Linked DNA regions of Mus musculus: region 2 is linked to region 1. A link is a loop called in an ENCODE intact Hi-C map of the cell type or tissue named here. Cell type or tissue: left cerebral cortex. All regions are shown on one strand. Each heading gives the region's core, and the rest is flanking DNA. Links, peaks and the distances in the headings are about the cores only. Region 1 overlaps Dgkb (diacylglycerol kinase, beta). Region 2 holds the start of Dgkb (diacylglycerol kinase, beta).

Evidence for each region. A loop is a pair of places that touch in the nucleus more often than their neighbours do. Peaks named below come from ENCODE experiments on the same cell type or tissue, not always from the same donor. Only the 100,000 strongest peaks of a DNase experiment are listed, where the experiment ranks them.
Region 2: a loop joins it to region 1, with 4 times the contacts of the local background. A loop is called at or near these places in 3 of 42 quality-filtered maps.

Annotation. Positions count from the first base shown.
Region 1 is chr12:37,969,126-37,985,944 of GRCm38, forward strand. It overlaps Dgkb (diacylglycerol kinase, beta), which reads left to right. Exons shown (of 26, transcript NM_001361686.1): 2 at 12,630-12,885. The coding sequence starts at 12,816. Among named protein-coding and RNA genes, the nearest start is that of Dgkb, 97 kb to the left of the region's middle. In left cerebral cortex, for the core only: no CTCF peak of the experiment used is centred there; DNase peaks (open chromatin) are centred at 9,586 and 11,959.
Region 2 is chr12:37,871,267-37,888,085 of GRCm38, forward strand. It overlaps Dgkb (diacylglycerol kinase, beta), which reads left to right and starts at 9,251. Exons shown (of 26, transcript NM_001361686.1): 1 at 9,251-9,688. In left cerebral cortex, for the core only: no CTCF peak of the experiment used is centred there; DNase peaks (open chromatin) are centred at 9,489, 10,298 and 10,866; H3K4me3 peaks cover 2,336 bases; H3K27ac peaks cover 2,592 bases.

The DNA of each region.
Region 1 (16,819 bases), core at 5,794-13,793:
ATGGATGTATGGAAGGCATGAGAGCCTCACTTCTTTTTGATGGAGAGTTCAATACTACCTTAATGTATATGGCCTTGGCTGTCCAGGATCAAATAGACTAAGCTGTCCTTGAACTGAGGGATACATGTGTATTTGCTGAAGAGATTAAAGGCATGGGCCACAATTGCCCAGTTGAAAACCTCATGATTTATGGTTCTTCCACTGAAGATGTGAGTCAGATATAAAAGCCTTAAATTTTACGTAACAGCATTAGGCAATTTTAAATCCACAGTTACCATACTAAAATATCCTATACTTATCTATTTAGAGATTATAGTTGAATAATTCTGCAGATTGAATGCTGTTCTCTTGGAAATCAAAAAGAAAAAACTAGACAAAAGTAGATATGGAAATCTCATATACTGATTTATATTTTATATTTATATTATGTCACTCAGGCTCACTGGGAAATGACTTGTTTCCAATCCTGATGACCTGAGTTTGATCCTCAGGACCTACATGGTGAAAAATAGAAATGACTTCCACGAATTTTCCCCTGATGTCCCTATCAGGGCTATGGCACAAGTGAACCATCACAAACACACATTCATACATACACATACATGCATACATGTGCACATGAAAAGACATGTGCGCACGTGCACACACACACACACACACAGACACACACACACACACACACACACATCAAGTTAAAAAAGTGAATAGTGAAGTAACAGACACTATTACTAAGGTTGGAGGAAAATGTGTTAAGAATGTGTTAACGTGTCATGGTAGAGGAGCAGAGACAGCGGTTTTCTGTATAGACTTTAGATTGCAGTGTGAAATTTATCTCAGTCACCATTTTAAAAGCACTTAGATAATAACAATCATAATCTAAAAGACTCTGAAGATAATTTCTTAAAAACTTATGTTTATGGCTAAAGCATCATTATGTTTCATTGCTGGGTAATAAAAAGCTAATATTTACATAAGGACTAAAAGGTAGCGTTTTATTTTTACTACTCAAAGCACTGACTAAAACAACATTGTATGTGTTGATCAGATGTATGTTTTTATGTGTGTGAAGCAGGCATGCTCAAGGCAGTGATGTTTTAGAAAAACTAAAGCTCTATTCAACCCATATCTGTGGACTTTGTATTACTCTCATCCATTTGTTTTTGTTGGATTGAAGACATTTCTATTTTTATACTGTGGATTTACTACAAATGGTATCTGCTTTTCAGACCATGCATTGATTATTGCCTGATAGAAAGGTCTCTGGTGTCTTTCGGTGCTGATTTTCCTCACAGTGTTTACACTGTCTTGAAGTTAAATAACAGCCTTAAAATAGACTACTTTCAAGGAATTAAAGATTTGAAAGGTATTATTTTCTTGCCAGTAGTCACCAATTTTCGGAGAATGCTTAAGATTTCCTATTTTTTAATCAATAGAACTATATTGTATAATCAAATTGTGTAAGTGCACATGTATTCAGCAAAAGGTCTGAATATGTATTATATTCTAGATTCTTCTGGATTAGTTCCTGGGAATTAATTTTAGTGTTTCTACTTTCATTAGCTGATAATTGAATGTTACCTGAATAAACCTAACAGCATTTACTGATTATGTTTTGAGAAATACAATTTCTGGTGTCGAGGTTCAGGTCAGGCAAATAGAGAAACCTTGTGTTGTATCTTCCTTCATGTTTCATCCTGAGCATGGTGGTGAGAGCTGCCCTTTATCCTTTTGGATTTCCCTTTCTACATTCAAGTTTTATTTATATTTGTGAAATTTTATTTAAAAAAAAAGACTGACGAAATAGACTTTCTGCTTTTCTAGGTTTAGAAATTTTTCCTTAGCTGTGAGTTATGTTTAACTCCTATTCTCTCTCTCTCTCTCTCTCTCTCTCTCTCTCTCTCTCTCTCTCTCTCTCTCTGCTTTTTAGGGATCCACAGTTGCGAATTACAAACCTGGTTAAAACAATAAAACGAGACAGGAGAAATATTTCCCTCCTAGTCCCAGTGTGAGTCTTTGTACTCAGCACCAAGTAGCCTCTTCCCATAAGGGGATATGAGATTTCTGGCTCGCTCTTAAGAAGAAGAGCTCAAGACAGAAACATAGAAGTTTAACATTCATATATTTAGATAATAAAATCATATCTATCACTTCTGCTATTGGCTGTTATTTAAGAAGTCCACAGGGTCAAGAGCCCACCATCCTTTTAACAGATATAAAAAGAATCCAGAGGACATTCATGATGATTCATGATGAAAAATAATATTTTGTCCATTCTGTTGCTGGTCACATGCTTGGGCGTCCTTGTGATTTAAAAGAATTGAAGAAACAGAAACTAATAAAAAAATGGATTTCCTTATAGTCTTGGCATAACTTATAAGAAAAACTGTTCTTAGATTTTTGTCTTTGCTATAGAAGCATTAAAGTTTTACAGAAAAAAAAAAGAAATCACAGTCAGGAAATATGTATATGCCAGTTTTTCTGTGAAATAAGCTGTTGGAACACAATTAGCACATCTTCCTGGGATCCAAGTTCCTACCTTGGCAGCAGAACCTTCACTGTCCTGTCCCTGGCCTGGGACTCCCAGAGAAACTTCCCTTCAGAAGGGCTTGTTGTTTTACTTATTTCAATTCTCGGGAACATAGAATCTGCCAGACTACATTATGCTTTGGAATTCATGTTGAGAAATGTTCTATAATTATACAAGTACCCTCATTTTTACTCAGCATGCTCATATCTTATCTAAAATATATTCTTAAAGTTGTAAGTTATATGAAATGGAATTTAAGATTAGCTGAAAGAAAAAATTTCACAGAATAAAACAAGATAACAATCTAAATTAGAAACTCTGCCTTCAAAACTGTTTACAATGAAGAACTTAAATTTCCGTTCAGCATATTTGCAGATTTCCCTCGATATTTTTCTTTTAGTCCTTTTTTGTGTGTCAGCAAACTCTCAAAATAACTCAATTATGGTTCTTTTATTATGCCACCCACATAATCTTATAAAAGATTTGCAGATTTTCAGTCTTTTACCCCTAGGATATATGGTATAAATATATTCAAATTCAATACTACATCCTGTATCTGACATGTATATATAAACAAATAAAAGCAATAAAATAATTGCCTTCCTTGAGAACTCATTTGTCATGTATTAGGTACATATAACAGCAGTAAGTGCTAACACTTCTGCGAGGTGGGTCGTGGTTGGCCGCTTTTCCTGAGGCTGAGATAGGCTAAGTGATTTGCCTTATGAATTGGACAATCATGGCTCAGAAAATGACAACATAGGGTCATCTGATTCAAAATGGAAATAGTATACATTATTTGTGCTGTCAATGCTTTGGTATAAAAATTAACCATTTAAAAGTTATCTGCTTTCTCTATCCTTCTGTCCCTACATTTCTCATATAAGTTCCTGTACTTTGTACTTTAAGAGTTGATGACATTTTTTACTCTTCCACTTAAACTCAGTTCTGTTCATGCAACCCTTTGCAGTCTTGCTTGCCTGGCTTTAAACAAATTATTATTGCCAAGGTCACCATTGACAAATATGTAGGTCAATTAGACTCTTCAACCAACATTTTATTTAATTGTGCAGTAACTTTAGAAAAATTGTGACTTCTACCCTCAGTCCATTGTATACAGCTATAAAAGCATCTCTGAAAATGGATAATTTAAAATAAGCAGAAATTTATTTTTTTACACTATTATGGGATGAAATAACCCACTGCAGTGTTGCTCAGATAGTTCAGACGCTAAAGACACTGGTCATCAAGTTATATAACTTGAGTTTCATCTCTGAAACACACGTGGTGGGATGGCATAGCTGATCATTGAACATTACATTCTAGCTTCTACATATTTGTCATAACATGCATGAGTGTGACCATTCATTTATAGCCCCCATCCCCACCCTTATGTAAAAAAAATTGATAAAATATTTTTAAAAAACAGAAATTCATGCTGTACATGTCATAGATCTTCTTGTCAAGTCTTCTCAGGGTTATAGGTATTTGACAAAGAGGCCAAAGAAAATCATACTTGCCCTTTCATAAAGGTATTAATATACCCAGAATAAAGGAACTCATGTAGTCTAATCATTGCCCTCAAATCCTACCCAATTGTACTACTGTAATGACAATGGTATTTTTTACATGCTTAGAGGAGATAAACATTTAAACCAACTGTACATGGCTGTTATAGATTGTCATTCCTTTGGGTGCAGAGTCAGTATGTTTCTAGCTCTTGCCAATATAGGGCACCCCACCATGTTTTATTAGCTTTCCTAAGCTCAGTCAATACTTCCTAAATAATCTTGTCATTAAACTCTTAATTACTCAATGTAAGTGTGCCATCTGCTTTGTACTGGGATCTTTTGCCAGGAAATACGGAGGTAGAATTAAGAATGGTATGCTTGAAGGGATATATTCCTATTAAAGGTAACAACGAGAAGAAAGCAAGGCAGAAAGTCAGACCTGTTTCTGATTATCATCACATTTGACACTTGTGACAAAAGTTCAGGTCCAGCTCTATTTCTCCATTTATTATAAACAAAGCAGTGTTTTTTGTTTTGTTTTGGTTTTGGTTTGTTTTGTTTTTTGTTTTGTTTTTTGTTGTTGTTTTTGTTTTTTGCAATAGTATCTAACCATCAAGTTCTGGTGGGCAACCAAATGCAATGGTAATACCCAGCATTGTTTAGAGGCCTCTGGAAACTCACAAGAAGTTACCTCACTTCTGTCACAGGGATATATTTTTTTGTTTAGAAACCCATTGCTTCTGAGAGAAGCATTAATCTACCCCATCCCTGTTCACCACGTAGGCTATTTCTGCTTATTTTAATAAACTTATATACTATTAGCATTTTTCATAAGTCCTCCTATTGCTCTATATTACCTTCCCACGCTCTACAGCTGTAGACTACCACACTGGCATGGGATGACCATTGGTTTAAAGGTGGTATGAATAAGTTAATCAACCACTTTATGATTGGATTTGTGGCTTGCACCATGGGGTAAAACTTATGTCTAATTTGTAAGTAATTTTGATCAAGAACCAAGGGCACACTTTAGATCCTAGGTCCCAGGGGAGATTATACAACTATTGCTTTATTGACTAGACAAAAAAAAACCAGACTGGCTATAAATACTTTAGTGGCTAAAGGAACTATTGTCGTTTCTTCAGTAGTCTAGTCACTGAGAAGTTATCAATAAATGCTACAATAAATAACTTATGTGTGCTTATGCAACCACTAAATTAAATTCAGTGGGTCATACAGAAGAAGAAAGATATGGCAATGTATGTTTATGGGTTGTGTATATCAGTAAAAACAAGGTTTAAATGGCAAAGCAGGAGTATAAGACAAAGTAAATAGGAAATGAATAGGACTAAACTTCACTCTGTATGTGTGTGTGTGTGTGTGTGTGTGTGTGTGTGAGAGAGAGAGAGAGAGAGAGAGAGAGAGAGAGAGAGAGAGAGAGAGAGAGAGAAGGAGAGAGAGACTTTATAAAAATAAAAACATATATAAGAGAGGGAAAAGAAATGAAGAGGAGAGAGAAGGGAGAGATGGGGGCAAGGGGATTGATGAAAATTTGCAGCATTGGTAGGAGTAACCTCAGAGTACAAAACTGATCTGAAAAAACTTAACCAAACTGATGCAGAGCTGTGGAATCTGTGTGGCATCCTCTGGAATTACCCCTGGACATAAGTAGCACATCATTATCTTTTCTTATTGACCACTATCTGAACAATCCAAGTTGGATTCCAAAGAAAATCAGACAGTAGAGGACTTCAGCTGATTGCAACATTTGGAGGCAAATAGCCAAGTTTGAAGACAAAGTTTTCATCTTCAAACATTCTGTATACTGAGCAAGGTATAAATGATTTATCATCTATTAAATTGTATTTCAAAAATTCATCTTAGTTTAAGAGATTTATTTTACATTTAGTTGTGTTTGTCACTGGGGCATCGAGCCTTAACTGGACCAAGGACCTCTCCTCTCATTGATGCCAGACAAGAACATCCTCTGCTCCATATGTGGCTGGAGCCAGAGGTCATTCCATGTGTACTCTTTGATTGGTGGTTCAGTCCCTGGGAGTTCTGGGGTGTCTTCTTGGTCGATATTATTGTTCTTCCTATGGCGTTGTAAACTCCCTCCAATCCTTTTGTCCTTTCTCTAACGGAGAAATATTTCTTTCCAATCAAGGCTTCTTCATCTCCACTGAATCTAGTTTGTCTCATGCTGAAGTGAATAGCCAGCACATTCTCATTTGTGAATAGTTAACTTTTACCATTTAATTTAAAGAACTGTGTTTTTTTGTTGCTTTTGGAATATTCCAAAGTGGATCAAACCTTATTTTTACTTCTATGTAGAGTAGTATTGCCTGTTTTTAAAAATGTAACTTATCATAGTTTCTTTTTTTATTTATTTTAAATTTATTTTATTTATTTACACTTCAAATATTGTCCCCCTTCCAGTTCTCCCCTCCACAACTTCAACTCCCCCAGTCCCATCTCCCCTCTCTTTTGCCTCTAAAAGGGTGCTCCTCCACCCACCCATCCACTCTCGCCTCACTGCTCTAGCATTCCCCTACTCTGAGGGCATCAAGACTCCACGGGACCATGCTCATCCAGTTCCATTGATGCCAGATACAGCAATCCTCTGCAACATATGTAACTGGAGCCATTAACCCATCCTTGTATACTTTTTGGTTTGTTTAGTCCCTAGGAGCTATGGGAGAATCTGTTTAGTTGATACTGCTGTTCTCCCTATGGGTTACAAACCTCTTCAGCTCCTTGAGTCCTTTCCCTAACTCTTCCATTGAGTTCCTGGGCTCAGTCTTGTGCTTAGCTCTGAGTATCTGCATCTGTATTGGTCAGGTGCTGGCAGAGCCTCTCAGGGGACATCTATACCAACCTCCAGTCAGCAAGCACTTCTTGACATCAGCAATAGTGCTGGGGTTCGATATCTGCAGATGGGATGGGTCCCTAGGTTGGGTGGTCTCTGGATGACTTTCCTTCAGGCTCTGTTCCAATTTTTGTCCTTATGTTTCCTGTAAATGGGAACAATTCTGGGCTAAAATTTTTGAGATTGGTGGGTGGCCCCATCCCTCAACTGGGGCAGCGTCTATCTACAGAAGGGTCTATTTCCCTTTGTTGGGTATTTCTGCTAATGTCATCTCAATGGGTCCTGGGAACCAATTGCTTTTCTGGTATCTGGGACTTTCTAGTGGCTCTCCTCAATTCCCTACCCCTGACTGTTACATATTTCTAATCATTTTTCGGACTATGTGGACTTCTATCCTGTCTTTTTCCATACTTTATCTTGCTTTGTTTTTTCCCTCTCCTTCCTCTTTCCCTCCCATAGTTTCTAATCTTTAATTTATGCAGCGGCATTACCTAAATTACATCGTTCACCTAAAGAAATTTTGGAGTTCCAGTTAAACCAGCACCATTTTTTGAAGATACTTTCTTTTATCAATTATATGGTTTTGCCTTGTTTGACAAAAATTAAGTGTCTATAGATGGGTGGATTTATTTCAGCGTCTTTGATTTATCACATGGTCATCTCATTAGATGCTGGGAAAGCCTTTGACAAAGTCCAGTGCCCCTTCATGTTAAAAGTCTTAGAGAGATCAGGGATAGAAGGCACATACTCAACATAATAAAAACACCATACAGTAAGCCAGTATTACTGTACTGTACTGTATTATTTATTACATCAAATTAAATGGAGAGAAACATAAAGCAAAATCGGGGTCAAGACAAAACTTTCAACCTTCTCCCTAGCTATTCAACACAGTACTTGGAGTTCTAGCTAGAGCAATAAGACAACTAAAGGATTAAGGGCACACAAATTGAGAAGAAAGAAGTCAAAGTATTGCAAATTATGGCTGATATGATAATATACATAAGCAACCCCTAAATTTCTACCAGAGAAATCGTCCTACAGCTGATAAACATCTTCAGCAAAAGTGAGTGAATTCAAAATTAACTAAATAAAAAATATGTAGCCCTCCTTTATAAAAATTATAAATGGGTCAAGAAAGAATTAGGGAAACAACACACTTTACAACAGCCAAGTATAATATGAACCCTTTACAACGGCCAAGAATAATATGAAATATCTTGGTGTAACTCTACCCAAGCAACTGAAAGACCTATATGACAAGAACTTCAATTTCATTTATCAACCTGTCTGTTTCTTACCAATACCATGCAGGTTTTTGTTTTTTGTTTTTTGTTTGTTTGTTTGTTTGTTTGTTTTGGTTGTTTTTTTTTTTTTTTTTTTTTTTTTTTTTTGAGACAGGATTTCTCTGTGCCGTCCTGGCTGTCCTGGAACTAACTCTGTAGACCAGGCTGGCCTCGAACTCAGAAATGTGCCTGCCTCTGCCTCCCAAGTGCTGGAATTACAGGCATGGGCCACCACTGCCCAGCAACCATGCGTTTTTTTACTATTGTTTTGTAGAACAGCTTGAGCTCAGGGATGATGGTACCTCCAGAAGTTCTTTTGTTGTTCAGGTATCCTTGGTTTTTTGTTTTTCAATACGAAGTTGAAAGTTGCTCTTTCAAGCTCTGTAATGAATTGTGTTGGGATTTTTATGGGAATTGCATTTGATATGTAGAGGCATTGCAGTTTGCTTTGAGAAAGATGGCCATTTTCACTATGTTAATCCTATAGGCCCAAAAGCATGGGAAATCTTTCTCTCTTCTGATATCTGCAGATTTAGTCCTCACTGAGAGAGGATTTGCCTAGTTCTCCTGGGATGATGTAGTAACCAAGTTGGGCTCCTCTCCCTTAAGGAGGTTGAGAGAAGCAATGAGGGAAGGGATTTATAAGGGTAGGACTGGGAAGAGAGGAGGTGGGGGAGGGCTGTAATCAGCATGTGAAGTGAATAAAAATTATTGGAAACAAAGAAATCTGAAAGTTCAAGTGTCATATCTAGTTAAATGAATAAAGACTTACAAATTATAGAATTGGCACCCTATTTGACCTGATTATAATTTCACCGAGCAACCTACAGGATTACCTGCTCCTGCACCATTACTCATTCCTATTATTTCCTTTCCTTTTGCCCCTGCTCTTCAAACAAAGCATTTGTGGTTCTTGAGGTTCTGGCAATATTTTCTGTCATCGTAACACTTTGAATTTCTAAGCATGTTTTTCTTAAATTCTCCAGTATGTGTTAATATTCACTATTTTTTATTCAGCGACTGGAGTTAAGACATGCTGACTTCATGTCACTATTTTAAAAAAAAATACCCTTTTCTGTGGCTGACAATCTGCAGATTTTTTTATCTGGATATTACTTGATTTTTTTTTCTCACAAGGACATTTAGTCCTTCCTGTAATATGGAGAATGTTTTTAGCTTAGGTACAATGGGCCAAATAGTTTTTTTCAAATCCTCCAATGTAATTATTTCCTGCCACTAACTAAGCAAAATGGCACATCTGTTGACTAGATGAGAAAGCCAGAATTAGACTGCTTTCCTAAAGCCAGCACAGTGGTTCCCTCCTGGCACTCCTTTCATGTGCCTAAAGAAAACCTTCTGCAGGGGAACAGGAGATCTGTGAACACACCATGGGGATCCCCAATTGAATACTGTCACGTTCTTTCTTTCTAACCATTTGTAGGAGGCAGAGACTGTGAGAAAGTGCTGCTGTTATTTTCAACACCTTCTGTGGCTTGAAGCATAGCTGTGTCTCTGGATCTGATAATTATACAGGCTAGATTTCTTTTTTTTTCATAGGCCCAATGTTCACCTAGTTAAAGATTTTAAGCAAATGCTATTTTCCTGCCTGCACGTCACTAATTAAAATGAAGAAACTAAAGTTTCAGTGAGCTGAGTTGCTTGTACCATCTGCACAGTATGGCTATGGTTGGTCACAGGTTCTGAAATTGCCCATCAACATACAACACTATTCTCTATTTATTTGAATAAAATGATTTACTACCAAATTTTTAACTTAGTTTACTTAATATGTGTCTCCTCACAAAAGAACTAAGGACTACTTGAGTTGGATTAGGCTTTATATGTTAATTACTCATCATAACTGGTTAGTCATAATTCTGGAAAAGTTTCAGACTGACCTCTGAAAGCATTTTAGTTCCTGACCATCTAGGGAAAACAGGGGAATTTGGTAAGCAAAGGAGAAAGCCTGAAAATCCAGCTAGGCACAATTTTAAAGGGAATTATATGAAGACAATGATATAACACATTCTTTTTTCTATTTTTCTATTATGTAAGATTAATGAGCTTTTCATCAATGTTGGGTCAGTCCTTCATTGTTTGTTGCAGTGTTTTAGATACTAAACATAACAATTTTTAAAGGAAAATAAAGGCCTCCTGCTAGTTTCTCTATTGAACATGTCTTAGCTCTGATAAAACTTTACCCATAAAGTAGGAGAAGGCTTGAATTTGTTCTGCTATTGGTTATCATCCTTTCACAGACTAATTTACTGAGCTCTACTAAGCCCACAGCTTGCTTTCTAACATTTATGTCCACAGTACAAGAAGCTCTTCTACCTGTACCCAGCATGTCACCAGGTAGGGAAAACGATAAGAAGGTTTAAAAGCACACTTACCTGGTTTTTATTCTAGCAAACCATTATTGCATGCTTCAATCTTACCTTCTTACATTTAATTGGACAACTCTTTCTTCTGGAAGCCTGGTAAAATAATCATTTAAACGGAGGTGCACTCTCTGCAGTTCTGCTACCAAGGGTGCTAGTAGAGACTGAATGGACTGAGATTTGAGATAGAGACTGTATGATGTTCCAGGATGCCAGATACCCTGTGTCAGTTTTCTCACTAGATCCAAGGTCAAAGAGCTTATTAGAGTCAATGCCTGTCTCCCAGAACTAAAATGGGAAGACTGTGTGGAATAATACAGATGATGCATGCTGTATACTCTCTTCAACAGCCGATATATTTTAAACATCAGCACTATTTCCATCTTCTCTGTCTTTGGCTCTTTGCTATGTCTTCATTGAGTAACACTCAGGGATTCACCAAGCTTTAGTAAATTATCATCACGAGATCCAGTGATTATAGTGATCTGTCCACTTTATCTGTGATTTGTTTTAAGAAAAAGATTAATGTATATTAACTGTACAGATGTATGATAGCATTGGTATGTCTTTTACATTTTATTATTTAATAAAGGGACATCATTAACTTATGGAAGCAACAAGAACACAGGTGAGTCAGGCTCAGATGAGAACAAGTGTCCAAGTGTTTCTGGAATGATTTAGTTGTAGTCATTTTTACCCTGTCCTTCAACTACTGAACTCAGTATCTAAAAGCCTGAAAAGGAGCCCATTGTGAAGCACTTAAAGAGACAAATGGAACTGAATCATCTATCTCCCCTTTGGGTAGAGAGGACAGAGTAAGTCACCTTATGTGAGTGCATGGAGCAGGAGAGTAGCAGAATCAGGGTGAAATTGGTGTTAATAATGTAATCAGCAGGCGGGAACTGATGGAGATACAGATATATCCATTAATATCTCCTGACTGATCTCAAATAGCTTGGGCATTTGTATTCATATGAGTTTCATTCATCAATTAATAAAAAATATTTTCTTGTCATATATTTCCTTTTTTTGTTGTTTTTTTGTTTGTTTGTTTGTTTGGTTGGTTGGTTTTTTGGTTTTTCAAGACAGGGTTTGTCTGTCTAGCCCTGGCTTTCCTGGAACTCACTTTGTAGACCAGGCTGGCCTGGAACTCAGAAATCTTCCTGCCTCTGCCTCCGGAGTGCTGGGATTAAAGGGGTGCACCACCACGCCTGGCAATTGTCATACATTTTCTAATATGCAGTTTTAGAGACAAAGTAATTTTTCACCAACTTTAATTTCTATAACAATTCCAATGCCAGCCTGGTTGAGTACTAAGCAATTGATTATAGTCTCTGATAAAACACTGAAACCAGATGGAGCTCACTTTTTTTTTCTTTATAAATTTGCCAGTGAATCTAAGCCAGTGACAACTTGGGGATTTATTTTAAAACGTGATTCACACTAGAGTCATGTACTCTCATTAAGGAAGTCTTTCAGGCATTTGGAAATACTTGATTTGGCACATTTATTGAAAAAAAATTAAGGTTATAAAACTGAAAGTATTTTCAATTTAATTACTATGTAGCAATTTTATAGAACCCTCCTAATTGACTTGCATGCAACACCATTAGAAATCTAGCTTTTAGCAAGTTATTTGTCTCTGTGTGTGTGTGTGTGTGTGTCTGTGTGTGTGTGTGTGTGTGTGTGTGTGTGTGTGTTATTGCTTAGATATTTAAAAACGATGTTCTTGTCTATCCTTGAAATATGGACTTTTAAAACTAAACACATATAAATGGACTTTGATCAACATACTTTGATTAAACAAAATGTTCTGCACATTTTGTATTCTCTATTACATCGATTTTATGTGACTTGGTATTAGAGAAAGAACATGGGATGTCATTAAAGAAGGAAGAAGTAATTAAAGATTGAAAAGTATGCAGATTTAGATAAACCCATAATGTATTGTTTAGGAGATACAATGCTTACCATTTTACCCTTATCCTTTAATCCTTACCATTTTTCTTTGTGAATTAATACTAATCTTTTGATCTTCATGTTTTCTATTCACAGTGTTTTAACAAATTATTGAAACTACAAAGATCAACAGCAATTTCATTTGGAAAGAGTGTGTATTCTGGAAGCCAGAGCTATTTCATCATGAAACACAACTTGTAAAATCTTTTAAATTTAAAGCTTTGACCAAGACCTGGAAAAGAAAGTCTTCATCCACTGTGTAAGGACCTCATCACCTACACCATGACAAACCAGGAAAAATGGGCCCATCTCAGCCCCTCAGAATTTTCCCAACTTCAGAAATATGCTGAGTGTGAGTATTCATATGGAAGATATAGTCTATTTTTTATGTATTTGTTAAATAATGTATGATTCATTATAAGAATAGATCACAGACCCTGTTTGTCTTGGGAACAGATGCAGGCATGCTCTTTGTATTCACAAATAGGTCATTTTAAGATTGCCTTTTAGCATATAGATAGATAGATAGACAGATAGATAGACAGACAGACAGACAGACAGACAGATAGATAGATAGATATGGATATAGATGATATAGATATGATATAGATATAGATATAGATAGATAGAGATAGAGATACAGATAGAGATGAAAAGTTCGATTAAATCAAGTATCAGATTAAAAAAACCTAGCATATGGAATATAAAACTAAGCCTGGTAAACATTGCTGGTAAAAGAAATAAAAGAGTAAACTAAAAAAAAAAAAACGTAAGGTTATTATTATTGGTTTTTTATTTTGGTTGCTGTTTTCTTTTCCTTGCTTGTGAACATATCCATTCCAAAAAGACTAAGAGAAAGAATTGTGGGCACATTGCGCTTCCACAGTTGTGCCTAATCTCAATCATAAATTCCAATGAAAGAGAAGATCCCAGGAATTTAAGACCAGGTGTTTAATTAGCTCTTCAAATGATAAACCAAGATAGTTCACTGCATAGTACAGTATTTCAACATAAGGTTCAATATATGTGCAGTAAGGGTTTATTTATTATAATTTTATGAGATGACAAATTGATGATTAATTCTGAACTCTATAAAAACTAGTTGAGATTTCAAGATCATCAAGTTTTCTGTCCTTTCTCATATCATTAAGACAACAAAAGAAATGTTAATTACTCTATCAGGAGTTTCCCAGCTAATTAAGAGGAAAAGTGATTAGAGTGCAATCTTGTGTAATAAATTCTCATTAATAAGAGTAACTGAAAATATATTCCGGATGTGATGATTAGAAGTAGCACACTTTGCTCAACATCAGTACATACCATCAGCTTATTAGACATTTAAAGATCACAGTCTTTATCTTATAATACAACATTAGAAATTGACATTCTTCCATAGCCCATCAGGGAAGTACCATATTGAAACAGATTTCTTAATATCTAGTTTTTTAATCTTTCCTCAACAAATTGTTATTTTAAATGCCATAATGAGTAGTCTTTAATATGTTCTTAAACTATTGTTAATTTTTTTAACATGCATGTCAAGTAATAAATAATGTTTTGTGTGCTATGGGGTAGTAGAGTATGGCTGTGGAGAAGAATGAATGATCTCATTAAACCCCCCAAAGCAAAATTAAATCAAATTTATACCTAGAGAATACAACAAACATCATCTCCTTGTTTCTTACCTGATTATAAATTCTCCCCATATTACTACAATAGACACTTAACTCCAATGCCTATCAAGACCTCTTGGCTGTTTTCAAAGTGAACAAGAGATGAATAGTGTGAAACTGGGATAGCACCCCCTGTAGTATAGTCGGCATACCTGAAGGTGTGCGCTGAATTCCCAATCCGACATCTGATACTGAGGAACTTTTATAACATCTCTGTAAATTCTTTTGTTTCAATTTTTCCTTTATTTATATTATTCATTCCATTTGTTTACATCTCAAGTGATATCCCACTTCCTGGTTATCCCCTCTTTCAACCCCCTATCCCATGATATCTCACTTCCCCTCTGCTATCCCCCCATCCCACATCTGCCCTCCCCACTCCCTTTGGCCTGTATGGAAGTGCTCTCCCACCCACCCACCCACCCACCCACACTCTCCATTGCTCCAGCATCCACCTACTCTGGGGCATCAAACCTCCCTGGGACCAAGGGCCTCCTCTTCTGTTGCTGTCAGGCAAAGTCTTCCTCTGCTACATATGTATCTGGAGCCAAAGATCACTTTATGTACACTCCTTGGTTGGTGGTATAGTCTCTAAGAGAGCTGGGTGGTCAGGGCAGCCTATGTTGTTCTTCCAATTCCTCTCCACTCCTCCAGTCCTTCTGCTCTCCCCGACCTGGTTCCCTGAGTTCAGCCCGACAGTTGGCTCCAATAAAATGATAGAAATAATAGAATTATTCACTATTACCAGGATCACGTTATATAAACTATATTAGAGAAATAAAAAGAATGTCTGTAAAGCTGCTGCTACTGCTAACGCTATTTGCAATTGCTATATTATGAGAGAGAGGAGAGAGAGAGAGACAGAGAGAGAGAGAGAGAGAGAGAGAGAGAGAGAGAGAGAGGAGATGGAGAGAGGGAGAGAGGAGATGGAGAGAGGGAGAGAGGGAGAAAATATGTTGTGCTGGTCATGGGAACTTATTGTTAATAATCAAGTAAAAGAGTGTCACATTTGGGAGCATGGAGAGTCAGTGTCCTTTTTCCTGATACCAGACTAGAGCATATTCACAATGCAGAAGCTTCCACTAATATTTCTGCTTTATTTCTGTGTTGTTACTTCACATGCTGAGGATAGCTAAAGTGAAGCCTGCTGTGGCGGCCTGCAGCATGCTGTGACAAGGCTCCTGTTTTGGGTTGCAGACTAAATCACTCCATAGGAAGCATTTTCATTGAGATGTGAAAAGGGAGTCTAATTTCTGCCTCCACACTTTATATAAAGTCATCCGAACTGTCTTTACAAGATAGAAAGTTCTCACTCCTGCTGTGTGGAGAATTGAGCTTATCTCATTATTGGTGGGTTTGTGCTTCCAGCTGTGGTTTCAGGGAACAGTAAAGGGTTAAGAGACTCTAAGATTTGTCATGAGTAGGAATGACTTCTGAGTACATGAGACATCATATTTTCAAATGGTTCGTTGTCTGCCTGCATGCTGTCACTTGGGATTAGCCTTGTGCTTGCAGTGTGTAAAGTGTGTTGTAGTGCATGTGAAATATTTTTGAAAGTTACTGTGTTATGGGAGGAACATTTCCAAACATTCATAAATTTCATACCATTTCTAGCAGCTGGGAATATAGATACTTGCAAAATTATGGTGAATTGCATACTGAGGTGCCTAATGCTCATATTCAGGGTATAATTTCTTCCACTTGAGAGAGAGGCATTCTGATTCAGTGTGAAAAGCCTTCAGCTTTATAAGCAAACCATTATTATTATTATTTTGAGACAAGATCTCATGCATCCCAGGCTGCCCTCATATTCCTGATATGGCCAAGAATAGTCCTGAATTTCTGATCTTCTGGCCCCCACCCCCAGAGTGATAGTATTATAGATCTATGCAGCCATGAACAATTTAAGATACACTGGAGATAGAACATAAGGATTGTGGTATAGCAGGAAAATGTTCTACTAAAGTGTATGCCCAGCCCTAAAACTAATATTTGATAGTATTAGCTCCCTGTCTTATCTTGATCTTTGTAGTGATATTGCAACTAAATGAGATGGGTTCATATCTTCATAGGCACAAAGCAACATAAGCACAGGAAAGACATTAAACAGTGGGAAAAGATTCATTACCTAAAGTAGCCAAGGACAGCTTGTGAGTCATTTCCTAAGCAATAACTTCCTCAAACAGAGGGAACATGAAGTTTTTATTCAAAGGGTCTATGTGTACAACTCGATTCATTCCTGAGCATGCCCAATTTAAGATCATGGAGATTAAAGTGATAAACAGGAAGGCTTCTGGACATGGTCAGCTAGTAACATAAAGTTTTAACTGACAACAAATGAAAGGACACTTCCAAGGTCCATTGTCTCAGGAATCTGCCCCTGCAGGTGCCTGCTTTACTTACTGGCTAGTGGTAGAAATCTTGGAAATTGTACAAGAATTTTCTTGTTCTCACAAAATGTTTGAGCAAACATGCTAATGAAGAAAATATTTATTTTGGCTTAGTTTCAGTGTAACACCATGCCAGCCAGGAAGGTGGTGGGAGAAAGAGAAAAAGAAAAAGAGATAGATAGATTGATAGATAGATAGATAGATAGATAGATAGATATAGATA
Region 2 (16,819 bases), core at 4,595-12,594, 99 kb before region 1:
TCAGTGATAAATGTCTTTATTCCTATCTCTGAAGCATACTTTTATTTCCATTTCTACAAGTGATTAAATCATGTTCACAATACTTCAAGATGAGTTATGAAGCAGAATCTCAATAACATAATGTATCTCATTAACATAATATATATGCTATTATTACTGATAAGAATCAAAAGGTCGTAAATATATAATAGCATATACGAACAATTGGAAGATTATAATTGATAAAGCACCCCTGTTCAAGCAATCATTTTCTGCTGTCATTTAATATGACATTTCATATGTCATTATAATATACAGACAAAAAATTATTCACTATAGGATCAAATGAATGGTTTTAACAGGAAGAACTATTTGGACTGCGTAGGTCACATAGTTAATTAAGCTTTTCCTTGATCAACTCTTCAGGCTGGAGGCATAGAAATTTCACAATAAAAAGCCATTACAGAAACATTAGAGTTCAGTTTTAAGTGATTTAATTGAGCCTAGAATGAGGTTTCCTTTAGCAAACACATTTTCTTATCTTAATATCCATATTTATCTCCTAGCCAGTAGAGGCTGAGCAGGTTAATTGAAGAAATGCCTTCTGTTTTCTGCAAGTACCTTCAAGGACAAACATGATGCAGATGGCTGATTTTCAACAGTGAGGATAATGATAATAAATTCCATTATGAAATTTTCACAAGCATGCTGTAGCTACCTTTGCAACAATGTGCTATTAAACCTACCTTCTGCTTGCCTACCTGTTTTTAGTGCATATTGCTTGTGGCTATCAGCCCCATTACAGATTTTCTGGCTCTTCCTTTAAGGTTATCTATTTTTCTTGAAGTTAAAGGAATCTTTATTTTAGCTCAATAAAAAAATTAAATCACTGTAAAAGAACAAAATGCTGTTCAAGCTACAAACTCAAAAAAAAAAATCTCCATTTCCTCTTAAAGCATTCTTCTTTAAACTATATTCATTCTTAATCAGATGTAATCATTTAAATATCTTAAGACTAATGTGTTTATTTTAAATTTATAGATGGTATATTAAGGCAGGTATTTATTAATCAGAAACAATCTGTTCTTTTATAAACATGACATTTAAAATTCATATTTGGTTCTGTTCTATATCAATGCAATTGAAAATCTAAATAATGTGCTATATTGAGCAGTGAAGCAATGTGAACATATTTATGTAAGCCTTATAAAGAATCATAAAAAAACACAGTGTTGTCCAAAGTAGCAGGAATCCTTCAAGGAATGAGTTGCTGTTCTGGTTTCTAAGAAAACAATGAAGACAGTCACTTCAGAATATGTATGTCCCTTCTTTTGGTCAACTAGTGACCTCAATAATAAAGTAATGGCTTGGAATATAAAATATGGCATTTCCAGGGACTCTATGTTGACGTCCACTGTTAAATCAATTGTTTTGTGCTCTACATCCATCCTGGAGACAGCCAAATAAATGACTAGACCATATTGCCGTCTGCTAATTTCCCACATAAAAGTTCAACTGCAGAATTATAATTTCTCTGTCATAGATTTCTTACTTCATGTTCTGAATCCTCCTTTGCTGCTTTTCCTGCAGCTCCTTAATTACCTAGCTTAGGGTTTCTCATATTGTGTGTACCTTATAAAATTTGAACTAAATAACTTCATTAACTTGTGTTATTGATTATCGCTTGCTCAGGTAACTTTACAACACAAATTACCTTCTTTGAAATATAGGACAGAATTCTTTATGTCTCTGATTTTAAAATTATGCTTTTTGTCCGTAAATGAATCATTTAGATTCTCCTATCTCTATTCACTTATAAATTCATTTATAAATCGTAAATTAAAATTAATTGTGAACTAGGTACTCAAAGTTTTCACCTTAGATTTTATGTTTTGAATGAGAGATTATACACTAGTCATAAAAACCACATTACGTGTGTGTGCGCGCGCGCGCGCGCGCGTGTGTGTGTGTGTGTGTGTGTGTGTGTGTGTGTGTGTGTATGTGTGTGTGTGTGTGTGTTTGTATATATACATGATATCATCTTCAGGTACTGTATTTCTTGATTTCCTCAGCCACTGTTTTATCAGGTACATACTGTAGTTATTCTGTTTATAAGTGAATAAGACAAAATAGGAAAAGGCAATTTTCCAAAGGCCACATCTCCTTGACCTAGTCGGGACTTGAAGCGTCTGTTTGTGTGAGACAGAAAGCACCCTGGGAAGACTTCCGAGCAGTAAGCATTAGTGATCTGCGTTGTTGCCTTCCTCTGCTGTAAAAGACTAGAATCAAATTAGATGACTTCTAGGGCCCATTCAAATCTAATATCTGAAGGTTGTTATTTTTAAAGAGAACACAAGAGAATTATATCTTTTCTGTATCCCTTCTAACCTTCCAACCTACATACAGTATTCATAGCTTTGAAACCAAAAAAAAAAAAAAAAAAAAAAAAAAACCTCAAGGAAATGTTTAGTTTAGAAAATAGTTCTTCTCATAACTCAAGTCAAAATTAATAAGAATTCAATCAAGATCCTAGGAATTTGAAGAATTTGATTTTTTTTCTGAACTTTAGAACATTCAAAGTTGAATGTAAGAATACATATGTTTATGGAGTCTATAGTCTTTAAAATCTGATTTTATAACAAAACGAAATGTTTCATATTTTGGTTTTGATTTTGTTTTTTTTTGATGATGATAGTCATGGATACTAGTGCATAAAATTATCATGGCATGCAATTTCTGAATATCAGTTTGCAATGATGAAGAAAAAGAAATGTACCGACCTTTTTAAACAAGTAACACGATACATGATTATGTAAGCAGGATTGTGTTTGGGTTAAGAATTACATTATTGAGAGGAGTGGCCCTTGGGTCTGAGGGTTTTCAAGGCTCCAGTGTCTGGAATGCCAGGGTGGGAAGACAGGAGTGGGTGGGTGGGTTGGGAGCACCCTCATGGAAGGAGGGGGAGGAAGGATGGGATGGGGGTTTCGGGAGGGGAGACCTGGAAACAGGAAAACATTTGAAATGTAAATAAAGAAAATGTCCAGTAAGAAAGAAAGAAAGAAAGAAAGAAAGAAAGAAAGAAAGAAAGAAAGAAAGAAAGAAAGGAAGAAAGAAAGGAAGAAAGAAAGGAAGAAAGAAAGGAAGAAAGAGAGAATTACATTATTGATAGTGATAATAGCTGAATTAAAACTGTTATGATTTTAAGAATGCAGCCATATCCAGAGTTTGTAAGGAATTACTTTTCTTAAGCCTTTCTTAGTTCAATAATCTCAAGAATGGCCAAAGCTTTGGAAAGGAGTTGGCAAAGGGAACATAACAACAGGCTTCTTAGGACTAGGAATATCTTGATGTTCGTTCTTTGTGGTTCTGCAAATGAGATTCTTGAGAATTTATTAATTGTATTTGGAGTCTAGAAACCCAATGTTGAATAGTTCTGGGGGAGGGGGTGGCGAAGTTAGTTATGCTGTACTGTTCAAATTGTGAGTGATAAATGTGAATGGATAACTAAGGTCTGTGGATCATGCCAAGAGAGTTACATAATTATAATGTTACATGTACCCAATAGCAAACTAAAACCAGGAAGAGTCAAAACACCTGCATCTTGAAGTCATAACTTATTGTATTCACTCCTTTGCTTTATTTATTCATAATCTTCTGACTGTGAAAAACAGTGCTATAAACATTTAGACATATTTAGGAATGTGAGGTTCATGCCTATAATCCCAGAGACAGGAAGATCCTCAGGACATTGCGGCAAGGACAATGCAAACCAATGAATTCTAGGCTCTTGAACAACCAACTTCAAAGAACAAAGTCTAGAGTGATGGAGAAAGATACTCAATGCTGACCCTGGCCTCCACCTTCATGTGTACATATCTATATATGCGTATGTGCACGCGCACGCGCGCACACACACACACACACACACACACACACACACACACAGACATCCCCCAAACTCAGGTGTTTTGATGTACTGTATATCTATATTTTTTACAAATGAGTATTTCCAAGGCAGTTTTATTTTTTTCTCACCATTTTAGTTTGTAAAGATATTAATTTCAATGTTTCTTTAAATCCAATCGCAGGAACATGTTACAGAAAGAAAGAGAATCCCGAGAAGTAGTCTTCTACAAATTTCCTTAAGAAATGGAAAATCCTGTAGTTGTAAGAGGGAGGATTGAGCATCTGTCATTTGTCCTCAGCTGAAGATTTTCCTTCTCCATTGCCAAGCTTGATCATTTTGTCAGAAGAGATGGTGTTTTTGTTTGTTTATTTTGTTTGTTTGTTTGTTTGTTTTGGTAAATCTCAGCAATATTGTCAGCATTTTTTAAAGTGCTTAAATAGAGTACAATAGTTGTTACTATTATTTCAATATCTTGAGTCACTTCTGTTTTGAGCAAGTGTAGATGCTAGTATTAAAACTATCTAATACATCACTCTTTTTAAAGAATGCTCCATTGTCGAGCATCAGGTGTAGGGAAATAAAAAGGTAGGAGAGACCTGCGTCCTAGACAGGCAGTCACGGAAGACTGCCGAAGGATTGACGCTGGACAGGCATTGGACCATGTTAGGCTGCTGGACCCTGCTCTGGAGGGTGGGGAAGGCGCAGTCTCAGCTCTGACTCTAGAGCACCACAGACCTCTGGGTACTGCAGAAGAGCCTGCTCTGGGGTCTCTAGTCCTCAGAGAGGCCAGAGACACGGGCTCTCAGTCTTAGACACCCCAGACACCGCTGGATGTCGAGGAAGAGCTGAGAACAAAGTGGGGGCCCTTGGGGGCAGTTTGTTCTGCCCTGGGGCTGAAGAGAAAAAAGGAGGCAGAGGAGAAGGCTCTAGGTGGTTCCTGGGTGGGCAAGAGCCCTTGGTCCAGTCTGGTGGAAGATTAGATGCAGCTCTTTAGGGGAAGGCCTATTCATCGCTCCAGAATGGTAAGTCTAAATAAAAGGAGGTTGTCCATGGTTTAGAGCTTTATTGTAGAAAACAGAAAGAAAGAGAAAAGATAGAGAAGTAGAAGCCAGCCATGACCACATTGAGAGAGAGAAGAAGGGATTAGGGGAAGGAGAGTGAGAGGTGGGATTAAGAGAACAAGAGCTTAAGAGAAATACCAAGAGACAAGAGAGAGAAGGGGCCAAGCAGGCCCTTTAGTAGTGGGCTGGGCTACCTAGTTGTTGCCAGGTAACTGTGGGGGTGGAGTCTGGACAGCTTATGTGACTGATGGCCACAGAATTATGGACCTGGGACCTCGTGTCGGGAGGCAATATCTAGGAGCATGGCAAATAGGCCTTCTGTCCCTTGTAGATTAATCTCCTGTGTCTCCGGAGTTTAAACCTAGCTAAACCAGAAAACAGACTGCCTTTCATCGTCCCACACTCCATTGCTTTCCCTACATTTTGGATTTCAAAGCAAGAGTAAAATGGAAGACAAACATCCCCTTTGCTAAATAGTTCTGACAGCACTAAACAATGGCAGACCCCTGGAGGTTTGTGCAATAAGACCATGAGGTGGAAGGCCACCTGGGAACCTTCCAGATGCTGAGGTTATTTCATGGAGTGAGTATGAAAGCAAAGCTCAGTGGATATAAACATATTTTCTTATCAGAACATGGTTCTCTGAAGTAGAAATTACTTCCTAACATTGTACCTACTACCTGAAAGTATGAAACTTCAGAATTTACTCATTGTAATTTTAGTGATTTGCATTTCTATGTGCTACTTAGCCAAAATAAAAAAAAGAAAAAGAAAAAGAAAAAAAAGAAAAATGAGATAGAAAGTATTGAAAGACAAAAATATACGGTAACACGATTTATTAAATATTTTGGTACTTAAAATTCCTGGTTGTATCCAGTGGAAAAAAAGACAGCATTTTCAACAAATGGTGCTGGCACAACTGGCAGTTATCATGTAGAAGAATGCGAGTTGATCCAGTCTTATCTCCTTGTACAAAGTTCAAGTCTAAGTGGATCAAAGACCTCCACAAAAAACCAGAGACACTGAAATTTATAGAGGAGAAATGGAAGACAGTGGGGAAAAGCCTCGAAGATATGGACATAGGGGAATAATTTCTGAACAGAAAAATAATGGCTTGTGCTGTAAGATCAAGAGTCAACAAATGGGGCCTCATAAAATTGCAAAGCTTCTGTAAGGCAAAAGATACTGTCAATAAGACAAAAAGGCCACCAACAGATTGGGAAAGGATTTTTACCAATCCTAAATCTGATAGGGGACTAATATCCAATATATACAAAGAGCTCAAGAAGCTGAATCCCAGAAATTCAAATAACCCCATTAATAAATGGAGTAGAGAGCTAAACAAAGAATTCTCAATGTAGGAATACTGAAGGGCTGAGAAGCACTTGAAAAAAATGTTCAACATCCTTAATCATCAGGGAAATGCAAATCCAAACAACCCTGAGATTTCACCTCACACCAGTCAGAATGGCTAAGGTCAAAAATTTAGGTGACAGCAGATGCTGGCAAGAATGTGGAGAAAGAGGAACATGCCTCCATTGCTGGTGGGATTGCAAGCTTGTACAGCCACTCTGGAAATTAGTCTGGCTGTTCCTCAGAAAATTGGACATAGTACTACCGGAAGATCCAGCAGTACCTCTCCTGGGCATATACCCAGAAGCTGTTCCAACTGGTAATAAGGACACATGCTCCACTATGTTCATAGCAGCCTTATTTAAAATAGCCAGAAGCTGGAAAGAACCCAGATGTCTCTCAACAGAGGAATGGATACAGAAAATGTGGTACATTTACACAATGGAGTACTACTCAGCTATTAAAAACAATGAATTTATGAAATTCTTTGGCAAATGGATATATCTGGTGGATATCATCCTGAGTGATGTAAACCAATCACAAAAGAAGTCATTAGATATGTACTCACTGATAAGTGGATATTAGCCCAGAAACTTAGAATACCCAAGATACAATTTGCAAAACACAAGAAAATCAAGAAGAAGGAAGATCAACGTGTGGATACTTCATTCCTCCTTAGAAGAGGGAACAAAATACTTATGGAAGGAGTTAGAGTCAAAATTTGGAGCTAAGATGAAAGGATTGACAATCCAGAGACTAACCCACCCAGGGATCCATTCCATAATCAGCCACCAAAGCAGACACTATTGCATATGTCAGCAAGATTTTGCTGAAAGGACCCTGATATAGCTGTCTCTTGTGAGGCTATGCCAGTGCCTGGCAAATACAGAAGTGGATGCTCACAGTCATCTATTGGATGGAACACAGGGCCCCCAATGGAGAAGTTGGAGAAAGTACTCAAGGAGCTGAAGGGGTCTGCAACTCTATAGGTGGAACAACAATATGAACTAATCTGAAACCCCAGAGCTCGTGTCTCTAGCTGCATATGTATCAGAAGATGGCCTAGTCAGCCATCATTGAGAAGAGAGGCCCCTTGGTCTTGCAAACTTTTATGCCCCAGTACTGCAGAATGCCAGGGCCAAGAAGTGGGTGTGAGTGGGTAGGGGAGCAGGTCGGGGTGAAGGTATAGGGGACTTTTGGGATAGCATTTGAAATGTAAATGAAAAAAAATCTAAAAAAAAAATGGGAAAAAAAGAGTAAAGGGGCATGAGGAAGTGGAATGGAGCTAAATTCTGAAAAAATATTCTTAGTTGTATCTTAGTATATATTTTAAACTAAAATATTGATCGTTTATTTGTCACTATGATTATAGTAAATTTTTTGGTAAACTGATATCTATTAAATAATTGATAAATGCTTTGTTCATTAATTAGTCCTTGTTTACCTAAATGCTATGATCACCTTATATAAACAAATAAAGAAATGGTTCTCTTTTCTTCCTTTTGAATTTGTTGTTTTTAGGGTTTGACTTTCTTGTGTTCCTAACTTGTTTAACCATGACTGTATAAGCCCTGTAATTGGTTATAAATATGGTAGACATAAGAAACGCTCAGAGAAAGGCATAGTTACTGTATGTATTACAAATAAAATTGAAGAGAATTAAGGTCATTTTTAGCTCAGAATCTGAAAACTAACAATAATGTGGAAGAGCTGTTCAGTGTGTGTGTGTGTGTGTGTGTGTGTGTGAGAGAGAGAGAGAGAGAGAGAGAGAGAGAGAGAGAGAGAGAGAGAGAACAGGTGTGTGTGTGTGTGAGAGAGAGAAAGAGAGAGAAAGGCAGGGAGGGAGGGAAAAGAGAGAACAGGTGTGTGTGTGTGTGAGGGGGGAGAAAGAGAACTGGTGTGTGTGTGTGTGTGTGTGTGTGTGTGTGTGTGTGTGAGTGTGTCTTATGCTACTCATTACATTCTATTACAGAACTATAACATGGACATAAACTATCGCTAGATCAGATGATGTTCTAACGTGGTGCTGATATGTTGAAATCATACCTCTATGATATTTTGTAGAAAGACTGAGAGCCATTAAAACACACATATCAGTGTAACCTTCACTATAGGAAAGTGAACTTGCACCTTAATTGCCAGCAGGTTTTGCATACATTGGATCATGTAAATTGATGTTATATTTTTATTATCCAATACATTACTTTTATCACATGACTCAAAAACCATCTTTATCTGTGTCCTGATTAGTTATAACTACACACCAGTTTTCTTCTTCATCATCAGTTCATTGCCTTTGTAGTTTATCAGATCCACCATCCAGTCACCTGCTCTAAGTAACCAAGCAGGGATGAAGCAAGAGAGAGCATTAAATGGATGAGGTGAGTGGGCTGCGACTGAGTAGCCAGTTAGAATATAATTTAGTAATAAAGAGAGGGTAGTCCGGCATCAGATTTCTGGTGGAGGGACAAATGTACACTAAGTGATAGGAACTGAAGACAATACAGCTCAAAGTCTCAATAACAGCTACTGATGGCTGCACTGTCTCCCCAACCGCCTGATCATAACTCAGCCAGCAGTTAAACAGCTGGGAAGCCCTGTCTCTCTGTCTTATTTCCCCCTGTGTTCCAAGGGCTATAGTAGCAACAGCAGCCTCAGCAGCCAGGCAGCAGGGCTATAGCTTGCAGCCAAGCAGACCGCCGCCGCCTCATCACCACACACACACACACACACACACACACACACACACACACACACACACACACAATTGCACACACTTCCCGAATCAACGCGTTGTCACACAAATCCTGGACCATGACAGATGAGAGAAGAGCAATAGGCACGGACAACAGGTATTTCCTCTCTGACAAATTCAGTTTCATTCCCAATGCTTATTGGTTTGCATAAGGAAAGAAGCCTAAGCGATACCTAGCCTGTGCGGACTACCAGAGGACTGGAGGTGGCCTCGGCAGGGGAGGGTGAAGTGGGAGGAGTGAGATGTGGGGAAGAGAAGAAGCCAAAATTGACTTTCAGGCTCCGGAAGCCTACAGCTCTCAGCCTCCGCTGTTTTTGAGTTGCAAATGATCTGGGAGTGGTGGGTTGCAGGCAGCCCCTGCCATCGCCTGGAAGAAGACTTCCATCTTTCAGTCACTAGTTCCAACGGGCCGTGTGTTCTGGAAGGGGGTGGCAGCAGGGAGGAGGATGCTCTGAGCAGAGTTCTTGAAGCTTTGCTCTTGGGGGAAGCCGGGCTGTGTGGGAGCCTTCTGACTGAGCTGAGAGCGTGTGAATTGGAAAGGATCCTGAGAGCTGGCTGGTCCCAGTTCATCTCCGGAAAAGCTGTCGCTCTCGCTTCAGAGATGCGCCTAGCCTTCGCCTGCATCACGCTGCAGTAAGTTCAACTCAGCACGGTTGGCAGTTTGAGTGGCCTCTGGGTATGTGGTGCGGGGGAAGGGAAGCCGAGAAGAAATGGCGAGGAAAGTTAGGAAAGCAGAGCTTCAGATTTCCCATGCAAATCTGAAAGCATTTTGTGTCCCTCATTTCTGTGCTAGTTATTGGTCGCCTGCTGTTATCTGCAGCAGAGAACCTAATGTTAGCTAAGTAAGTCTGGGGAAAGTGCTCGATTTATTGTGATTCCAGGCAATGAGACTGGCGAGCGAGTGTGACCTCCTGAAAGTTACGGATGAGAGGGAAGGTGGTTTGTGGGGGCGGATGGTGAGGAATCAAAGAAGCCGGCTTCGATTTTTAAATTCCCCGATTGTCCTAAATTCCATTCTAGATTCATTTCCTATTTGTACATAAACAAACAAACAAAACACGCACGACGTTTCCTTACTTTTATAACATTAAAACTAAAGATGAACTAGATCTATAGCTAGCTGCTTAATGACAGTCTGGGCGACACGGATGATCTGGCTAAACATTCAGGTTGTTCTCTGTGGGTGGGGTGAAGAGCCTCCTAGGTTCTTACTGCTACCATCGTCTCCAGCTCCTAACCAGTATCATCTGAAATACTTATGATTTGAAAGGGACGATTTTACATGAAGATGCCATTGTACTTAGCTACTTAACAGGGCTGTGTTCGCTGGCAGAAGAAAACGAAGGCTAAAGAACTTTCCAAAACAACTCCAGCCAGTTTATTCAAAGTGCAGATAACCAACTCTTTTAAAAATAGGTCAGCATGGGCCAGCCTATTGTAAAGCAAATTAGCGAATAAATAAGGAGTTTGGCAGAACCCTAAAGGTCTTTTCTGAAAGGAAAGTAGAAATAATTAACTTAAAACAGTTGGGATTATCTGACCAGTTTTTCTCTTATGGAAAATCGAACCCCCAACACATTTTCTTTTTTTTTTTTTTAATGACAGGAAAAACACAACAGAAACGAGAAATAAAAGAATATCATAATTAGAAAAGATCTTCCACTTAGTTGAAGGCTTGCTGGAGAAATGACGGTTTCACTGTATTTTATTCCAAGAAATATTATAGTTACAGCGGAAGGTACCTAAAGCAGACTCCAGGACTCCAGAATCTTCCAACAGACAACTGCATATAAACTATCATGGGCTTCGTAGGTCAAAGTGGTTTTGAACTTTTGAGGTAAAGTCTGTGGCCAGACAGGACTTACACCTGTTCTCCTACCCAGCTCTAAAACAGAAGAACTGTTGAATTTGAGGCCAGACCAAGTTACACAGGTATTTCTAGATTATGGAGTGTGACACTGTCTAAAAAATTAGAAAGAGAATATACTAAAATTAGTAATTGTGAAACGCGATGTAATTCTGAAATCTGCTGTTATGATAAAATAGGAAATCCAGGGCTGCATTTATCCTGCCAGTTTAGTTTAAAATTGTCTGACTCTTTCCCTAAATCATCCAATCTATTACTTTATTACAAATAAGTCAGGTCAAGGAGTAATGAGAATTGTTTTAACTAGTCAGCTACTCATCTCCGAATTCTCTAAATAGAAAGGCTCACTCAGTGTTTGGGCAATTTTTGCTCTTGCAATATTCAACTATTTAGGGGTCCATTCTGTTTATCAAAAACTTCCATGCATAATCTCTAAATTTAACTCTGAGTAGCTTATGACCCAGGAAATATGCTTGTCATGGTTCTACATATGCAGGGTAAATGTTTTACAAAGCAATAAAGAGAGAGAGAGGAGAGAGAGAGAGAGAGAGAGAGAGAGAGAGAGAGAGAGAGAGAGAGAATGAGAGGGAGAGAGAATGGGAGAATAAGAGGGAGAGAGAATGAGAGAGAGAGAATGAGACACACACACACACACAGAGAGAGAGAGAGAGAGAGAGAGAGAGAGAGAGAGAGAGAGAGAAAATCCTTACTGTAAGAATATGTGGTGGTGAGTTTCCAAGCATTTCCATAACACTATGACGACAGACACTGAGTACTTGAAATCAGATATTCAGCTAATTGAAAAAAAACCTGGCTAAGAATCCCACAGCCATCTATCAAGAGTTCTTCAAGAAAGAAGCTTATTGGAGCCAAGTTATAGCCATGTGCTTACTCCATGCTTCAGAATTTTTTTTCATACTGCAAGAGGACAGTATTGTATCTGGGAAGATTATAGTTAAAAGTACTTTGTAGAGATCTTATTTTAATTTTTAAACCATTAGCAAAATTTGTTGCGACCGTGCCTGGCCGAGGCAAGAAGCTTGTGACTCACACTTTGCCTTGCATGCTTTTGAAAGAAAGAAATATTTGTCGTCAGAAATCTCAAAGTTAGTCCCTGAATCTAAATCTACCTACTAATAACAACTGGGGCTATACACAGGCAAGGGAAACCATTTGAACATTATCCTTTCCTGGATGGCTTCTGGATCAGAACTGTGCTTGTCTATGCATGACAGCTACAGAACCTCCACAGAAGCAATACCTCCAGCCAAGAGCACCTGCCCAGGGGAAGCTTCAGGCAAAGTTGGGGATGATATTCTTTTCCAAGTCCTGTAGGATTTTCTCTTTCCTGAAACCCTGACATGAAGTTTAACCTCAAATAAGAGTTCTGTGGGTAAAGCATTTTGAATGAGTTATTTTATCAACGGTGTAGAAGCTATAGAAGGAAGATATTTTCTACCACGTAAAAGAAAATCCAACCCAGGGTTGAATTAAAAAAGAATATATTGAAAGTAATAGAGTTGACAATGGTAGGCTGTGATAACCTCCATGGTGTGCCTCCCACTCCTAGTCACACTGCTACCTGTTCTATTAAGAAAGAATTGTGCTGTGACGCAGTTGGCTTCAGTGTATCCTTTTTGAAGGGGCTGAGAGTTGGAGGTACTTGAGAAATCATGCTAGGTAAGAGAGATTGCCTTGCTCTCTTTGTACTCAAGATTCAAACCACAAGAATTGGAATCTCACTTGACCCCAAGTCTGAACTTGGCATAGTCACCATTCCAATTTCTGGCTTTACAAACTGTGGAAACAAAACTGGGCTGGGTGCCAGGAATTAGAAGATGAAGGAGCTAATACGGGAGAAAATGGTCTGAAAGTTCCAAGAGGGAACTCCTCCATAGGCCATAGGCGGCTGCTGGATAAATGTGGGTACCTCTTTTATCCCGTGAGACATGGAAATAAAAGTTCTTTGGGATGTATTTGTGGTAGACTTCAAAGTCAAGGATAGAGCAGAGACTCAGACATAGCCTATGAAGTTTGGTTATAAAAATTAATTAGTGTTCCCTTTGGGCAATCCTTATTAAAAAAAAAAAAAGGAAACTGATAAAGAATACTGTGTGGACGGGCCAGGTGACAAGATGAAGTGATGACAACATGGAATACCTCTGCTTCTTGCATAATCATTTCCTAAAAATTTGCCAGGAAACTAAAGGCCACTTTTACCTAATGAGGATAAAACCAAAATGATTCCCTTGGGTAAACTGTCACATGTGAAGGAGCGTAACCTGGCTACTGTCACTTATCTTCTTCCCACAGATGAGAAAACAAGTAAGAGTCCCTGAAAATGTTATAGGCTTAGAGCCAAACCATATTCCAGGATTGGTCTTTCTCAGCATGCTAAATTTAAACAGCAGACTTTTATTTTTCCTTATGGGTTATCTGAGCCATGAAATGAAGGGTTCGCCTTTTAACAGGAAGTTTGCATTGCATGGTAAATTTAAAGCACAGTGTCCTTGACTTGGTCAATTTTGACTGCCAGCTGCCAATCATACTAAATGCAAGGAGTAAAAGCAAATATAGACTCAAATATCAGAAAATAGAGAAGAGTGCTCTATAAACAGGGTTCATTCTCTAGCACTATTCTCATGTGTGTGTGTGTGTGTGTGTGTGTGTGTGTGTGTGTGTGTTTGTGACTGGGAAACATGAGTGTATGTGTGTGATAGTGGGATGCAAACATCCCTTTGGTCCTGACTCTTGTCATTTGTAACATGTCTTGTTGGGAGTGGAAACTGTGTTGAGAGTTGACTTTTAAACAGCCACTAATAACTTAAATACAATGGCAGTGGCTTTTATGCACTGTGCCCTACATGACAGTGCTTTTACAAGCATCATACATGTAATTCTCACTATAACCTTATCTTGACAATCCTACCCATATTCTTCCTTCCCATTATATAAAGGAGCAAACTGAAGAATATAAATGAAGAAGGGTCAAGTAACTTTTACCACAGTTACAAGTTGGTAGATATAAATGTGAGTCTTGAATCCAGACTGTCTGGCTCTGCAAGTCATACTTTTAAACAAGAAGCTGCAAACTTACTAATAAGCCCTGGTCTTATTATAACCCTGAGAATATACACTATTCTCACCTCCATTGTTTCTGCTTACATTTCCTCCTCTGTCTGTAGTTTATTTCTAGGCAAACAAACTCTTCTTGGTTTTTCTGCACACTGAAATGTTTCACTTCAAGGTGCATCTTAATATTTTAAATTTCTACTTTAACATGAGAAACACTGTGGATTCTGTCTGGATTCTAACCACTGGCTTTACAGTCTGTGGGGTTACTCTAATTTGTGCTTGTCAATAAAGGCAGAAATTATTTGGTTTCTTCACTGAAGACAGAAGCTAAGACTACTTGTTTATTTTCAGAATTGTACTGCTTTACAGGACACAGTTTTGGAGCTTAATAAGAACTTGATATAATCAACTGAATTCAGCACCTTGAATAATAGGGAAACCCACTTGTATAATGGGTAAAACTAATATCCTCAATAAATCAGAAAAGTCATATTTCAATATAAGGTCAGAGGCAGACAAATAACTGGGATAAGGAAGACATAAAAACACGATAAAATCATTTAAACCACATTTAGTTCCCTCTGTAGTTTGGGTTGTGAATCTATTATGCTAAATTCTTGGGACTTAAAGTGTACTTCATATTCTGGGAGAGATATTTCTCTGCATTGATAAAATATCTTGGTGGATGGGACTTGCATCAAAGCACAAAATTAATTTCTTATGCCCAATTTGTAGAAATAGCGTGAAGGTTAGTTTACATGGTATTCTCTGTATAGCTGTGTTTTGACTTTGCATGTTTTTTGAGTTAGGTGTGGAAATCTCTATCTATGTTTCAGGTCTCCACTTAGGAAGCTCCTAATTCCTGGGTATTTTAGATTTCTTATTATGTTTATGGGATAGATATAATATGATAAATTAATATATTATCTTCAAATCACAAATTAAAATTATTTTTGACATCTAATTTGGGGGGTTGAAATATTAATTTATCTTTGGACAGAAAATAAAACCAAATGCTGGAATAATGACATCAAAGGAGCTCTGTCCTTTGTTAGTAGCATGAAGTTGAAAACACTTCATTTATTTGGAGACAAGTTGTCAAATAGTGCAAGTTGGTCTCCAATTCATGACGTAGCTGAAGGCAACATGAAATGTCTGATATTTCTTACTTCACTTTCTAATGCTGACATTGTGTTGTGTACCACATCTGGTATATGTGGAGCTCAAAATCAACCAGGACTTCTAGCAAAGTAAGCAAGCACTCTATTGTCTAAGGTACATCCCTGGCCTGAAACAAAGCTTCAAGATTGTTTTTTTTTTTTAAGATTTATTTATTTATTATATGTAAGTACACTCTAGCTGTCTTCAGACACACCAGAAGAGGGCATCAGATCTTGTTATGGATGGTTGTGAGCCACCATGTGGTTGCTGGGATTTGAACTCCGGACCTTTGGAAGAGCAGTCGGGTGCTCTTACCCACTGAGCCATCTCACCAGCCCCTCAAGATTGTTTTATGTCTTAGATTTACTGGAGAAAAACTTTGTAGACAGTTTTAATCTAACCATACATAACCCATGAACATGCTGTTCATGTCTGTCAGCAGAACTTTGCATTCAACATTACCACCAGAGAATTAAACCATGGTTAATAAAGGGAAAATCAGTCTTCAATCTGTCTTCCAGAGAAGTGCATTTAGTTCTTGTGATAATTTAAATTCTATTTTTTTCTTTACATATTTAAACCCATGACTACGTGAATTGGACCTAGCACATGGCTTTTCAAGTGGGAGGCTTGTTTCATAGTTCCTTCTGAGGTCAAATCATTCTACACTATTCTTCTCTCTAATGCCCATAAATCAGTTACCACATACGAATTTTAATCAGTAGGAGGACAGGTCGGAAGAGAAGTGTGTTAGCTATTTAAAATGTCTTTAGAGTTTCATTAAATGAGTAATCACAGTATGATGTTCCCCTAGCAAAGCAGCTGGTCCTTGGTTTATAATTTATTTTCTTTGCCTTTAGATAATTCCACATTTTGATTGTTCATGATGAGATAGAAATATAGATAATGGTTTGGAAAAAATCAACCTCACATAAAACTGCTCAATATGCAAATATGCTAATTTGAATTTCTTTTCATTTATTTCTTACAAATTGTGAAATAGAGTTTAACATTTCTGACTCTGTTCAAAATGCCTGCCTGGACTCAATACTTAATGTTATATTAAACATCAGTCTAATATTTAAATGTGGCTCAGATTTCTTTTAAAATAACCAAGATAAAAATAAAACCCACTACATATAAATATTTGCTTTAAGTGTTTATGTTGAGACTTTAGAACGTCTCATAATAAATATGCAAAATATATGGGGTAGTACAGAGGGGAGCATCCAAGAGGAAAGGGTTTTGTGAGCTCAAAGTCTTTCCCTTCCATCTTCAGTACCCACATGGACCAAAGCATGATGCTTTGCCTTTGTAACTCCAGTGCTGTGAGTGGCAGAGACAGGGATCCTCCTGTCTCTAAGAACTCACTGTCCTCCAGGAACTCACTGGTCAGCCAGTCTAGCTGAATCCGTTAACTCTGGATTCAGTAGACAAACAAATAAACAAACAGACAAATAAGTAATGGTAAGCTATACAGTAAGACACTGGAAGTCAACTTCTAGCCTCCACCCCCACACAAATATGCACACATCCATACGCATGTACAAGCATATACCCTCTACAATTATACCGCACATGGCACACACACATCCACTCACACATATACAAATGCCCCGCTTATACACATTTGTACAGATATGAGAGAAAGAGAGAGTGAG